Linked DNA regions of Homo sapiens: regions 2, 3 and 4 are each linked to region 1. The links are chromatin contacts, found by Hi-C in ENCODE. All regions are on one chromosome and are shown on one strand. Each heading gives the region's core, a stretch centred on a gene start or an enhancer-like site at or near the end of the contact. The rest is flanking DNA. Distances are from core to core; before and after follow the strand shown. Region 1 holds the start of CDCA8 (cell division cycle associated 8). Region 2 holds the start of LAPTM5 (lysosomal protein transmembrane 5). Region 3 holds the start of ZBTB8OS (zinc finger and BTB domain containing 8 opposite strand). Region 4 holds the start of DMAP1 (DNA methyltransferase 1 associated protein 1).

Region 1 (2,700 bases), core at 177-2,676:
GGTCTCGAACTCCTGACCTCAGGTCATCTGCCCGCCTCAGCCTCCCAAAGTGCTGGGATTACAGGCGTGAGCCACCACGCCCAGCCTGATGCGCCCATTTTTAGGTTAGCAATTTCCATAAGCTGCAGAAGGAGCTGCTTCGGGTTATTCTTCTATCTGAGCTCTGGTTAACTAACCATGTCATTTATTCATTCATTTTTAAATGGGTAAAATATACATATATTTTTAAAAATACTATTTTCTGGCCGGGCGCAGTGGCTGACTCCTGTAATCCCAGCACTTTGGGAGGCCTATGTAGGTGGATCACTTGAGGTCAGGAGTTCGAGACCAGCCTGGCCAACATGGTGAAACCCCGTCTCTACTGAAAATACAAAAATCAGCGGGGCATGGTGGCAGGCGACCGTAATCCCAGCCACTCCAGAGGCTGAGGCAGGAGAATCACTTGAACCCAGAAGGTGGAGGTTGCAGTGAGCAGGGATCGCACCACTGCACTGCACTGCACTCCAGCCTGGGTGACAGAGTGAGACTCTGTTTAAAAAAAATTAAATAAATTTCCTGATGTGTGAAAATTATGTGAAATTCACATTTCAGTGTATCCATAACTAAAATTTTATTGGAATACAGCCCATCCATGCCCATTCACTACAGCTGTTTTGGACCTGTAAACAGCAGAGCTGAGTTGTCCGACAGAGACCGCCCCGCCCGCCGCCCCCCAACCACCCCCCCATTTTTCATAGAGAAAAATGAAGTAGGGAAGTGAGACAGAGAGTGAAAGGGTCTGCAATTTTCCATAAGTGGTCATGTCAGATCTCATTAAAAGGTGACATCTGAGCGAGCCCTTTCTGAAGGGTGTCACCTAACCCCAAGGGGCTCCTGGCCTCCGCCCAGGGAAGCTCTCCAGCTCTTACCGAAGTAGTCAAGCCAGTTCATCTCGCGCAGAGCCTTGGGGAGCCGCAGGATCTCGATGTTGTAGAGGTTATCCACCTCCTTGAGGAGGTTCTGCCTGTCTGACTCAATTTGCTTGATTCGTATTTCCACTGCGGGAGGGCAGAGCCGACAGGACACGGGTCACGGGCGGGCGAATCTGTGCAGCTCGTGTCCCCACCCGCCAGCATCCCGCGACCGCCCCAGGAGGCCGCGACGGCCTGGCCCCTTACCTTCACGGTCGAAGTCTTTCAGAAAGGAGGCGAGCTTCCGCCTCCGTAAGGAGTTGGTCTTGGCCACCCGACTACTGCCCTTCCTAGGAGCCATGGCGCTCGGCGGAGGCTGCGGGGAGCGGCGGAGATGGGGCAGGGAAGCAAGAAACTGGGTAGGGACGAGGAGGGCGGACGGGGACCACCCGAAGAAGTCGCCAGGCACGTACCTGCGGTCCCGAGACAAGGGCTGAGCAAAACCTCGCTGTGCCAGTGAGAGAGAGCGGCTCTACAGTCAACCGCCACCCAATTCAAACTCCACAGTCACAGGCTGACGAATGAGAAGCCGCCGTCCCACAACATCCAATCACAAGCAAGTTCCTGCCGGCCCAGGGTCTTCCGCCCAATGCGCCCCCTATAGCCTGAGTGCGACAGCGAGGCCGCCGCCGTCGCGGGTACTCCTGGGAGTTGTGGTCCAGGCTTGTTTCCCCGCCCTCCCCACCAACCCACCCGGCTCCGCCCTGGCCGGCTGCGAACTATACAAACTACTACTCCCGGCAGGCCTTGTGGCGGCTCTGCAATACCCCAAGCTCTGGAGGGCTGGGGGCCTACTAGGTCAGGTCGGCTGTAGGATTCTGCTCCAGGGTTGGCGGCTGCTTCTTTCTGGCCTGGCTGCCACTGAGTAGCCGAGGGGCCGCCGTGACCCTCTGACTGATTGACTGGCTGGCTGCCTACGTCGGCGCTCCTCAGGGCCCCAAGCTCCTCAGGCCGAACTTCGGGCAAGTGGCGGGTCGGCAGAGACAGAGCAGCCCCGGCAGGGTTTGACAGAGCAAGGGGGACGGAATGATAGAGGAGCAGGGCAGGGGTGCAGGCTTTGGGGGGGGCGCGCTATCCCGCGGCCAGTCTGGGCAGCGAGTGGGGGGAACCCTGTCGTTCCTCGCTCCCCCGCGGGCCGGCCACTCCCGCCCAGTTCGCGTGTTGGCGCCTCGACTGGGTGCGCAGCGCGGGGCTGCGACTTCAGGTGCAAGTAGTGGCGCTTGGCAGCTGGCCACACGGTGACTGCAGCATGAGCCGCGGCCACCAGGCTCCAGGGAGCCCAGGGCAGGAGGCAGCTCTGGGTGTCGTGGCCGTGGGCCTGGGAATGGGCGTGTAGACGGCGAGCCCCGCCGAGCCGCGGTCCTGTCGGAGGTGCTAACTGTGCATCTTGGTATCTGCCCACGGCCACAGGGTTGGATTGCTCAAGAGTTGTGCTGAGACCCAGAAGGCTAGAGGCTAGTTTCGAAGCTGTAGCTCAGGCTGAGTCTCAAGGCGGGCGGCGACTGGACGGCCAGACCGGCGAGCTCTTGACGGGTTTGTGGCCTGATTGTTTGGATTTGGTGCTTTTCACCTGTGGATGCGGTCTGAAGCCATGTCAGAGGGGTTGTGTTTAAGCGTGCATGTTATAGGCTATGGGAGTGATAATCTTGCCTCTCCCCCTCTGAGTTGAGGAACAATCGAAGAAATAAGCAAAGGTGCCAAGCAGGCTCCTGATGGGCACCAGCGAGCTTGGGGACAGAGCAGTCCAAGC
Region 2 (2,700 bases), core at 102-2,601, 6.9 Mb after region 1:
GCAGAGTCCCCTTGGTCTCATTGGCACATGGAGAATGGATTGATCAAGTCCACCAATCAAGTTTTGTGGGTCTAACAGAGCAACTCCTGCCAAGTGGGAGGAGCTTAGGGACTTTCTATAACCTCTCCTGGGGCAGAAATGATGGGCTGCAGCAGTGTCCAATCCTAACTCCATGATCTCCTGGGAGGGCAGGGCTTCATGGCAGTTCCTGTCTGCTCTGCACTAGAAGCTTGGCATTGCAAAGGGGCTCAGCTGTGGAATGAAGCAGGGCTTCTTCCAGAAATGTTGCATGTACTTCCTATTCCCTTTCTTTATTGCAATATGGATAATTTATCATCTGAGGAGGGAGTAGAGATTCCAGGGTAGCTTGCCTAAGAGTTGTGGCTTATTAATTCCAACTTTTTGCAAGATCAAGGGGGAAAAGCAATCCCTGATTTTGTGTGAGTATGGGGATTGGGTCTTGAGGCCCTGAAAGTGAGGTTCGGGTCTCACAGATTGCTGTGAAGAGTTATTGACCCACCTAGAAGAGAAGCCTAGCCCAGGGCCTGGCGCACAGTTGATGGGTTTGCTTCCTGGTTATTCTTCCGTCCTTGTCTGGAGCCCTGCACGCCTCTTCGTAGCTTAGGAAGAACAAGCTTCTCCCTGCGGCTCAGGGTGAGGAAGTGGGAGAGAACACCAGCTCCAGGGAGGCTTCTAGCACCAGTCAGCCTCAGTTAAAATCCTTGCACCTTCATTGACTAGCTGTGTGACCTTGCACGAATCATTCCCCCTCTCTGTGCCTCAGTTTCTTCATCTGTAAAATGGGGATCATAATAGTACCTCTCTCAAAGGATTGAGGTGAGGATGAAAGGAGTGAATCCAGGAGCATGCCTGGAAGAGGCAGGAAATGCCTCCTAGACAATAGCTATTTTTGCAGCCAGACAGATCTGGGTTTGAATTCTGCCACCAGTGCTAACTACTGTGTGATTTGGGGCAAGTGCCTTGACCTCTCTGGACAGCTGTTTCCTCATCTGGAAATGGGCTTGGTAACAGTCCTGGCTTCCAAAGTTGGTAGTGTTCTTCTAGTAAGCAAGCTGTGTGAAACGGTGGAACCCTGGCCCTGGTGCAGAGAAGGGCATGATGACCGTGTTAGGGTCTGTCCTCTCTGGAACCCCCTCCTGGGAATGGCAGAGGGCAGTGGGGTGCTCTGAGGCAGGCTGCTGCCCTGTCCCCACTCCCCCTCCCCAGCTGCCCCGCCCCAGCTGTGACGACCTTGTCCCTGCCTGTCTAAGGGGCAGGAAGGAAGTGAGGAGGGCAGCCAGCAGCTTCCCCTTCTCTGCCCTGCTCCAGGCACCAGGCTCTTTCCCCTTCAGTGTCTCAGAGGAGGGGACGGCAGCACCATGGACCCCCGCTTGTCCACTGTCCGCCAGACCTGCTGCTGCTTCAATGTCCGCATCGCAACCACCGCCCTGGCCATCTACCATGTGGTGAGTGTGCGGGCCCCGGGTGTGTGTGCGTGCGTGCTTGTGTGAGTGTGAATGTCTGCGGTGACCCGTCATCTACGGAGCCCCACAAATGAAAGAACTCCTGCTCTCCACCTCTCTGGGGGACCCTGGGCAAATCCCTGTCCTGCTCTGGGCCTCAGTTTCCTTCTCTGTCAAATGGCTGGGGGTACCCTGGGGAGATGCCGCAAGAGTGAGGAGTAAGGGAGCTGGAATCCACTTTCCAGGCAAATGTAACTGACGTTCACTCCGAGGCTGGCTCCGTTTCTGCCTCTGTGAGATGGGGCACAGCAGCAGCCGGAAGGTTATTTGTGTGCAAAGCCAACAGCAGATGTGAAAGTGCTTTGGAAGGCAGGGATCTTGGGAGGAACGTGGGCTGGGATTGTTTGACCGGGATGTGAGGTCGGCCGCAGACACAGCCCCGATTCTTCCCCTGGGGCCTGGAGGGAGCCTGGGCCACTCGAGGGGATGAGAAGTGGGGATCTCCCCTTTGTGCCTCCAGTGGGGAGGCAGGGGCCGTGTCCTCTCAGCTTCCAGCTCAGTCAAACCACGGCCTTCTGCCCACCAAAGAGAACTTGAGACCTGTGCTAATCATTAGGGTAACTTGTCCGGCCCAAGCTCTTGTTGGGCAACTTGTGAAGTCACGGCTGTCACTGGTTCCTCCTTTCCTGGTGACTCACAGTGTGGTCTTGGGCAAGTCACAGTGCCCGGGGGCCAAGGCTGCCCCTCTGCCTGGGGTGGCTGAGGGTCAGTGTCCTTGTACTGTCCTGCCTAGACCCACCCTACTCCCAAACTCCTGGCCACACTCATCTCCCCTAGACCCAAGCGACTTCCTCCTGGGGTGACTCAGGGCCTGTGGTTAACAGTTTTCTCATGAGTCTGGAAGGGCTTCCTCAAAATTAGCCTAGATCCACATGCTGCGGTGGGTTGCTGCAAACTCAGACCTGCCTGCGTCTGCTTCCTGTCACAGGCAGGGCAGGCAGAGCTGTGGCAAGAGCCCAGCCTTCAGGGGGGCGATGCTGTTCAGTGGTTAGCCCACGGCCTCTGGATGCAGACTCCTGCATGCAAATCCTGGCTTCCCTGCTTCCCAGCTCTGCAGCCTTGGGCAATTTACTTAACCTCTCTGAGCCTCAGTTTTCTCATTTAAAAAAATGGGGATGTGAATTATCATACCCATCTGATAGGGTTTGTTGTGAGGCTCAGGGAGTTGATACATACA
Region 3 (2,700 bases), core at 1-2,500, 5.0 Mb after region 1:
AAATCCCCACGGCAGAGGCATCCACACTCTCCACTTTCGCGGCGCCGAAACTCCTCGGGCCATCCCCGCCAAACACTCCGTTACCCGTTCCAGGCCAAGGGGCCAGCCAGGCCTTCGGAGCACGCTCGTGCGCGCCGAAACTCACAAGCCCGACGAGGAGGCCCGAGCTCCGAGCCTTGTGGGTAGGAAGCGGTGTCCCCACGCTCGGGACAGAGGCCGAGAAACCGATATCGGAGGCAGGAAGAGAAACAAACACTGGCCGGGGGCCCCACCGCTGGCTTCGCCAGCTGCGACCGAAATCGGTCCCAGGGAACTGGCGAGCCGTTAGCACGCCCCGCGGGGAGTTCCCTCTTCACGCCTTCAGTACCGGGGACTGCACTCGGCAAACTCGGGCCTGCCCTCACTGTTAGGCCATGTCGAGGCCGCGGCTCAGCCCAGGCACCCACTGCCCTCCTGGGTCGGCCCCGGCACCCTCACCTTCCTTGTCGGCCATGGCGGGCAGGCGAGCCGGGGGAATCCTGGGGTCGAGCGTTGCGGGAGGGGCGGGGAGGCTGCAAGAGCTCGCTCTGTGCGCGCGGCCTCTATTGTTTCCTGCGCCCCCAGCGCGAGGGCTGACTCGCGCACCTTCGCGCCAACATCAGCCAATGGGAGCGCTCCTAATGGCGGGATGGGCGGGGAAGCCGCGTTCGCGACCAATCCAGACGCGCGGAGTAGCTTTCCGCGGGGACCGAGGCGCGCGCTCCGCCCCTCCCCCCACGCCTCCCCGAGCCGACTTCCAGCGATTGCGCGCGCCGGCGTTGACGGGACTGCGCCCGGTCAGGGTCACGTGAGAGAGGTTTGGTCCGCACACTCCCGCGGCAAGAGGGCAGCCATTTTCTTGAAGGCTATTAAGCTTACGACCCTTTCAGAGTACTGAGATGAAAAATCTAGAATGCCTTCGGGTCTAGTTATCAATTTTGGGGGTGAAGCGGGGGAAAGAACCTCGCCAGTCAGACCCAGACGGGTTTCATTCAAGGTGCCCTTCAACGTTTTTCCTTAGTCTTTGGAAAGAACTAGTAATGAAGGAATCGCAGAAGATGGGGTTTTGGCTTTTTAAATATGCGATCCAAGCGGCAGGGTAGGGACTAAAGTAGGTCAACAGCCAACTCCGAGAAAGGAGTGTGGTCCTTTAAGGGTGTGCGCCAAGGGGCGGAGTCTAGAGCGGAAGTAGTAACTCCGGGCCGAAGTCCGGTGGATGAAGGGCGGAAGTAGAGTGTCTAATCCTGCAGTCATGGCGCAGGAAGAGGAAGATGTTAGAGATTACAATTTGACTGAAGAACAGAAGGCGATCAAGGCCAAGTATCCGCCAGTCAATAGGAAGTACGAGTGTGAGTAGGTGGCTTACTTCTCTCTTTACATGTAAGCACACAGGCATCCCCTCTCCTTACCCGCGGCTTCCTGCTGCTCTTTCTACTGTGCCCCATGGGTACTTCAGGCATGATCCCATTTGTGCCGGCTGTTGTAGTCGCGTTCGTACTTCTCCTGGGGATGCTGAAGGAAAAAGCCACCTGGTTTAATAGTCGCGAAACCTGGCCTCCCTCATTTACAGTCTCTTGAACTTCTTCCACATGTGCCTAATCACATTTATCTTCGTAAATTCTAAAGATAACCATATTTTCAGGCGTTTGCAGGGTTGTTACCCCCATGTATTTCCCAACGGTGAGATTAGAGTGTGCGAGGTTAGAGGACTCGGAAAGCTAATTAGGGGATTTCTAACTTGATGTTTCACCTCGATCATATTAGCAAAAAACCTGGTTTTGCCATTTATGATTGTGATTTTTAAAAATGATTATTTTAGGCCGGGCTCGGTGGCTGAGGCCTGTGATCCCAGCACTTTGGGAGGCCGAGGCGGGCGGATCACCTGAGGTCGGAAGTTCGAGATCAGCCTGACCAACATGGAAAAACCCCGTCTCTACTAAAAATACAAAATTAGCTGGGCGTGGTGGAGCATGTCTGTAATCCCAGCTACTCGGGAGACTGAGGCAGGAGAATCGCTTGAACCCGGGAGGCGGAGGTTGCGGTGAGCCGAGATCGCCCCATTGCACTCCAGCCTGGGCAACGAGCGAAACTCTGTCTCAAAAAAAAAAAAAAATGTGTGTGTGTGTGTGTGTGTGTGTGTGTGTGTGTTTTTAGAGATGGGGTCTCGCTCTGTCGTCCAGGCTGGAGTGCAATGGAGCGATCATAGCCCGCGCTGCAGTGCCCAGCTGGTTTTGCCATTTATTCGCTTAGTGACTTTAGGCAAATCACATAACCTATCTTTGTCTCTTAAATTCTATATTAAACGTTAAGCTGTCATCCCTAAAGGTAGCTGTGGTTTGGGGAGCACAAATCTGACTTTTATTTATCTGCTTAAAATCTTTCATTAATTTCTCATTGTCCTCTCTGTAAAATCTACTTATTTACCATAGTATTCTAGGCAATGTGCTTTCTGGAGCTGGCATACCTCCTAGCATATCCCCTTCTCTCACTTAAAAACAATTTTAAAATATTATAGGCCGTTTGCGGTGGCTCACACTTATAATCCCAGCACTTTGCGAGACTGACGTGGGTGGATCACCTGAGGTCAGGAGTTCCAGACCAGCCTGGCCAACATGGTGAAACCCCGTCTCTACTAAAAATACAAAAATTAGCTGCGCATGATGGTGGGCGCCTGTAATCCCA
Region 4 (2,700 bases), core at 70-2,569, 6.5 Mb before region 1:
CAAGGCCGCACCTTCTTGGAGCCCAACTTGGCCTTCACTGTACGGTATCCCTGGCCAGTGTCACTGGGTAGCAGTGGGGGTGCATCCCTGGCAGGGAGGTTTAGGGAGATGCGAGGTTAGAATCAGAAGGTGTGTTAAAGAGCTTTTTGTCCCAGGGAGCTGATCTACCCTACCCTATAGCAAGAAAGTCATGTCCTGGAGCAAAAGACTTCAGGTCCTCCTGCATCCTGCTAAGCAAGCAGGAGCCCTTGCTGGGGAGGAGAAAATTGTTAGAGAAAACTAGGAGTTAGGGGCATGGCAGGTGAATCAGGGGCCAAAACCTGGGGGACTTGGGACTCCAATACTTGCTTCTTGTCAGAGTAGAGCAAGGCATAGACTTCCCGGTGCATGCCCTCGGGCCTCTTGAAAGTCAGTGTCTCAGAGGACTTCTTGGATTTTTTCTGAGGAAGGAAACCACAGAAAGGAACCACAACCTAGACCCTTTCCTGAAAATTCTTTAGTCCAGCTCAATCCCTGAACAAAGCAGCACCTACAGGGTCAATGACAGGCAAACTGACACACTGTAAAGGCACAGAAACCCACTCCCAGGAACACCATCCTACGCCCAAATCAGAGCAGTCCCCTCCCCATCCCACCAACTCTCAGACTGTTACAATGTCTTGATCTCTCCCCAACAATATCTTGCAAAAATCACACTTGCCTGGTCCTCTCAGCTCTTAGAGGTGTCATACCCTCTTGGTCCCACCATCTCCCACGATGTCCCATCTCCTCCCTCCCATCAAGGATGACACATATTCCCTGTCCTGTTATGTCACCCCTTTTATCGCCCAACTCACTGTAAGTGTAGCACCCATCCCTTGCCCGTTGTCACTCCTCCCCATCTTCACTCCCCTACCCTCCCCTAGTCAACGCTTTCAGGTGCCCCTGCTACCTTGTCCGGGTTGATAATGTCCTTCTTGCTGATGGTCCCAGAGGCTGCATCCCCTTCTGGACCCCCGAGTTCTAGAATGTCCCGTACATCCGCGCCCGTAGCCATCGCGCCTGAGAGATGGGGGAGCCACCGGAGGTCAAGGGTCAGTGCCTGAAGAAGGACCAGGCTCAGGTCAGGGGGCGGGGCCAATCCAGACCTAAGCGGAGGCGAGTTGAAGGGGCGGGCCAAGAGGAGAAGGGTGGTCCAGGTCAGGTCGGGGATCTGCCTGTGCCCCACCGCTTGGATGTTCCTAACGGCCCCTTCAGCCACCTGGGCCCTCGCACTTCCGCACCTGGGTCCGGCAGCTGCAGCCCCCACTACCACTCCCCCGTCCCCGCAAAGCCGCGGCAGAAACTTCCGGCGGTGCTCATTCGGAACGCGGCCGACAGAAACACTTCCGGTCGGTGTTGTAGGAAACGAAGCCGACTGGCAACCGAGGGTGAAAGCTACTGGCCGTGCTGAGCTTGCCACCCTTTGGTTCTCCCGCGAGCCTGTTTTCATTGGTGCACTGCCTGCTTTCTGGCATTTTCCCTCTACGATGCTCCGTTGCGTCTCAGGCAGTGAAGAGATACCAGAACTTTGTGACTTTGGGAAGTCACTTAATTTCTCTGGACCTTTTTCTTTATTTGCCGAATGGAAATTGTAATGGCACCTGTGTAAATGAAATACCAAGAATCCTTGTAAAACATTAGCACGGTGCGTGGGACATTTACTATTTTTTTATTAAATGAGTTAATGATTTGAATTGCCCCCTCTTCATTAAGTGCTAATATGTACTAGGCACTGTGCTAAGCTTGGAGGTGAAGAGATAAACTTCAAATTGTGATAAGCTTGAAGATGAAGAAATAAAGGCAGAGCTTCCTAGGGCGGCTGCCAAAATGGAGTAAGGTGTGGGCCCTCATTTGCACCTCCTCTGATGGAGATAGCTGTGGGTTGTGGCCTCGTGGGGATTTCCTGGAGGCCAGCTTCGTGGCACTTCACTAGTACAGGAGCTAGCTGCACTCTTTGGGCTACGAAGAAGCCCAAAACACAGCCCCAAGCAGGAACCAGCTTAGAAGTATCCCTCAAGGGAATAAACCTGGGGATCTTCCTGGAAAGAGAGAGACAGGAGGTCCTGAGGAAGGGCACAAGGGACAAGGAAAGCAGCTCCCAGCTTCAGCAGTCTGCAAACCAGCCTGTCAATTTGAAGGACACATAGCCTGTGGGATAGGGTGGGGCTTGTTAAGGCATTAAGAAGGCCAGACCCCAAGTCGAGACCTGCCAAAGATACCAGCAGGGACTAGAGGAGCAGACAGTTTGCGCAAGTTAGCTATAAGTGGTGTAGCCTGTTCTGGCCTGGAGAAGACAAGGGGATACAACAGCTGTAGCCACAAGCCTGACTAGTCCCCAAAACTTTGGAGAACTAGGCCTGGAGGTACAAACCTGTTCCTGGGTCTGATTCCTGGATGGATCCACTGAGCTCCAAACAGTTGCCGGAGGAAGTCACAGTCTTACAGCAGAAATTGTCCACAGGGTAAGGAAATGGTCCTTGGAGCCAGAAAGGGAGAGAGCAATTGGCTGCCTGAAACACTTGACCCTAGTTGTAGTTAATTAATTGTGTAATTACTTGTTTAATATATATCTCTAATAGACTCATTTCTGTGAAGACAGGGATCACAGTACATAAAGGAATGTATGTGCCAGGCACTATTCTAGACTCTGGGCATGCAGTGGGTGAACGAGATACAAAT

Evidence for each region. A loop is a pair of places that touch in the nucleus more often than their neighbours do. Pooled maps may share reads with other maps.
Region 2: a pooled map shows a loop between it and region 1 (4-fold over the local background). The contact joins the promoter of LAPTM5 here to the promoter of CDCA8 in region 1. A Hi-C loop is called at or near these places in 6 of 50 pooled maps.
Region 3: a loop to region 1 is called in a pooled map, with 17 times the contacts of the local background. The contact joins the promoter of ZBTB8OS here to the promoter of CDCA8 in region 1. A Hi-C loop is called at or near these places in 7 of 50 pooled maps.
Region 4: a loop to region 1 is called in a pooled map, with 29 times the contacts of the local background. The contact joins the promoter of DMAP1 here to the promoter of CDCA8 in region 1. A Hi-C loop is called at or near these places in 5 of 50 pooled maps.

What each region holds. Positions count from the first base shown.
Region 1 is chr1:37,691,242-37,693,941 of GRCh38, reverse strand. It overlaps CDCA8 (cell division cycle associated 8), which reads right to left and starts at 1,426. Exons shown (of 10, transcript NM_001256875.2): 1 at 1,158-1,426; 2 at 909-1,037. The coding sequence starts at 1,251. It also overlaps a transcript of AIRIM not described here. RefSeq lists enhancers at 645-1,153, 1,154-1,664, 1,703-1,892, 1,665-2,174, 2,175-2,685 and silencers at 2,123-2,292, 2,313-2,372.
Region 2 is chr1:30,756,425-30,759,124 of GRCh38, reverse strand. LAPTM5 (lysosomal protein transmembrane 5) reads left to right here and starts at 1,351. Exons shown (of 8, transcript NM_006762.3): 1 at 1,351-1,466. The coding sequence starts at 1,380. RefSeq lists enhancers at 202-271, 1,340-1,619, 1,748-2,544.
Region 3 is chr1:32,649,100-32,651,799 of GRCh38, reverse strand. ZBTB8OS (zinc finger and BTB domain containing 8 opposite strand) reads left to right here and starts at 1,250. Exons shown (of 7, transcript NM_178547.5): 1 at 1,250-1,367. The coding sequence starts at 1,271. It overlaps RBBP4 (RB binding protein 4, chromatin remodeling factor), which reads right to left and starts at 592. Exons shown (of 12, transcript NM_005610.3): 1 at 478-592. The coding sequence starts at 493. RefSeq lists enhancers at 1-43, 204-792, 793-1,380, 2,514-2,653 and a silencer at 344-913.
Region 4 is chr1:44,212,090-44,214,789 of GRCh38, reverse strand. DMAP1 (DNA methyltransferase 1 associated protein 1) reads right to left here and starts at 1,319. Exons shown (of 10, transcript NM_019100.5): 1 at 932-1,319; 2 at 349-440; 3 at 1-87. The coding sequence starts at 1,036. RefSeq lists enhancers at 1-475, 1,241-1,480, 1,219-1,513 and a silencer at 1,911-2,010.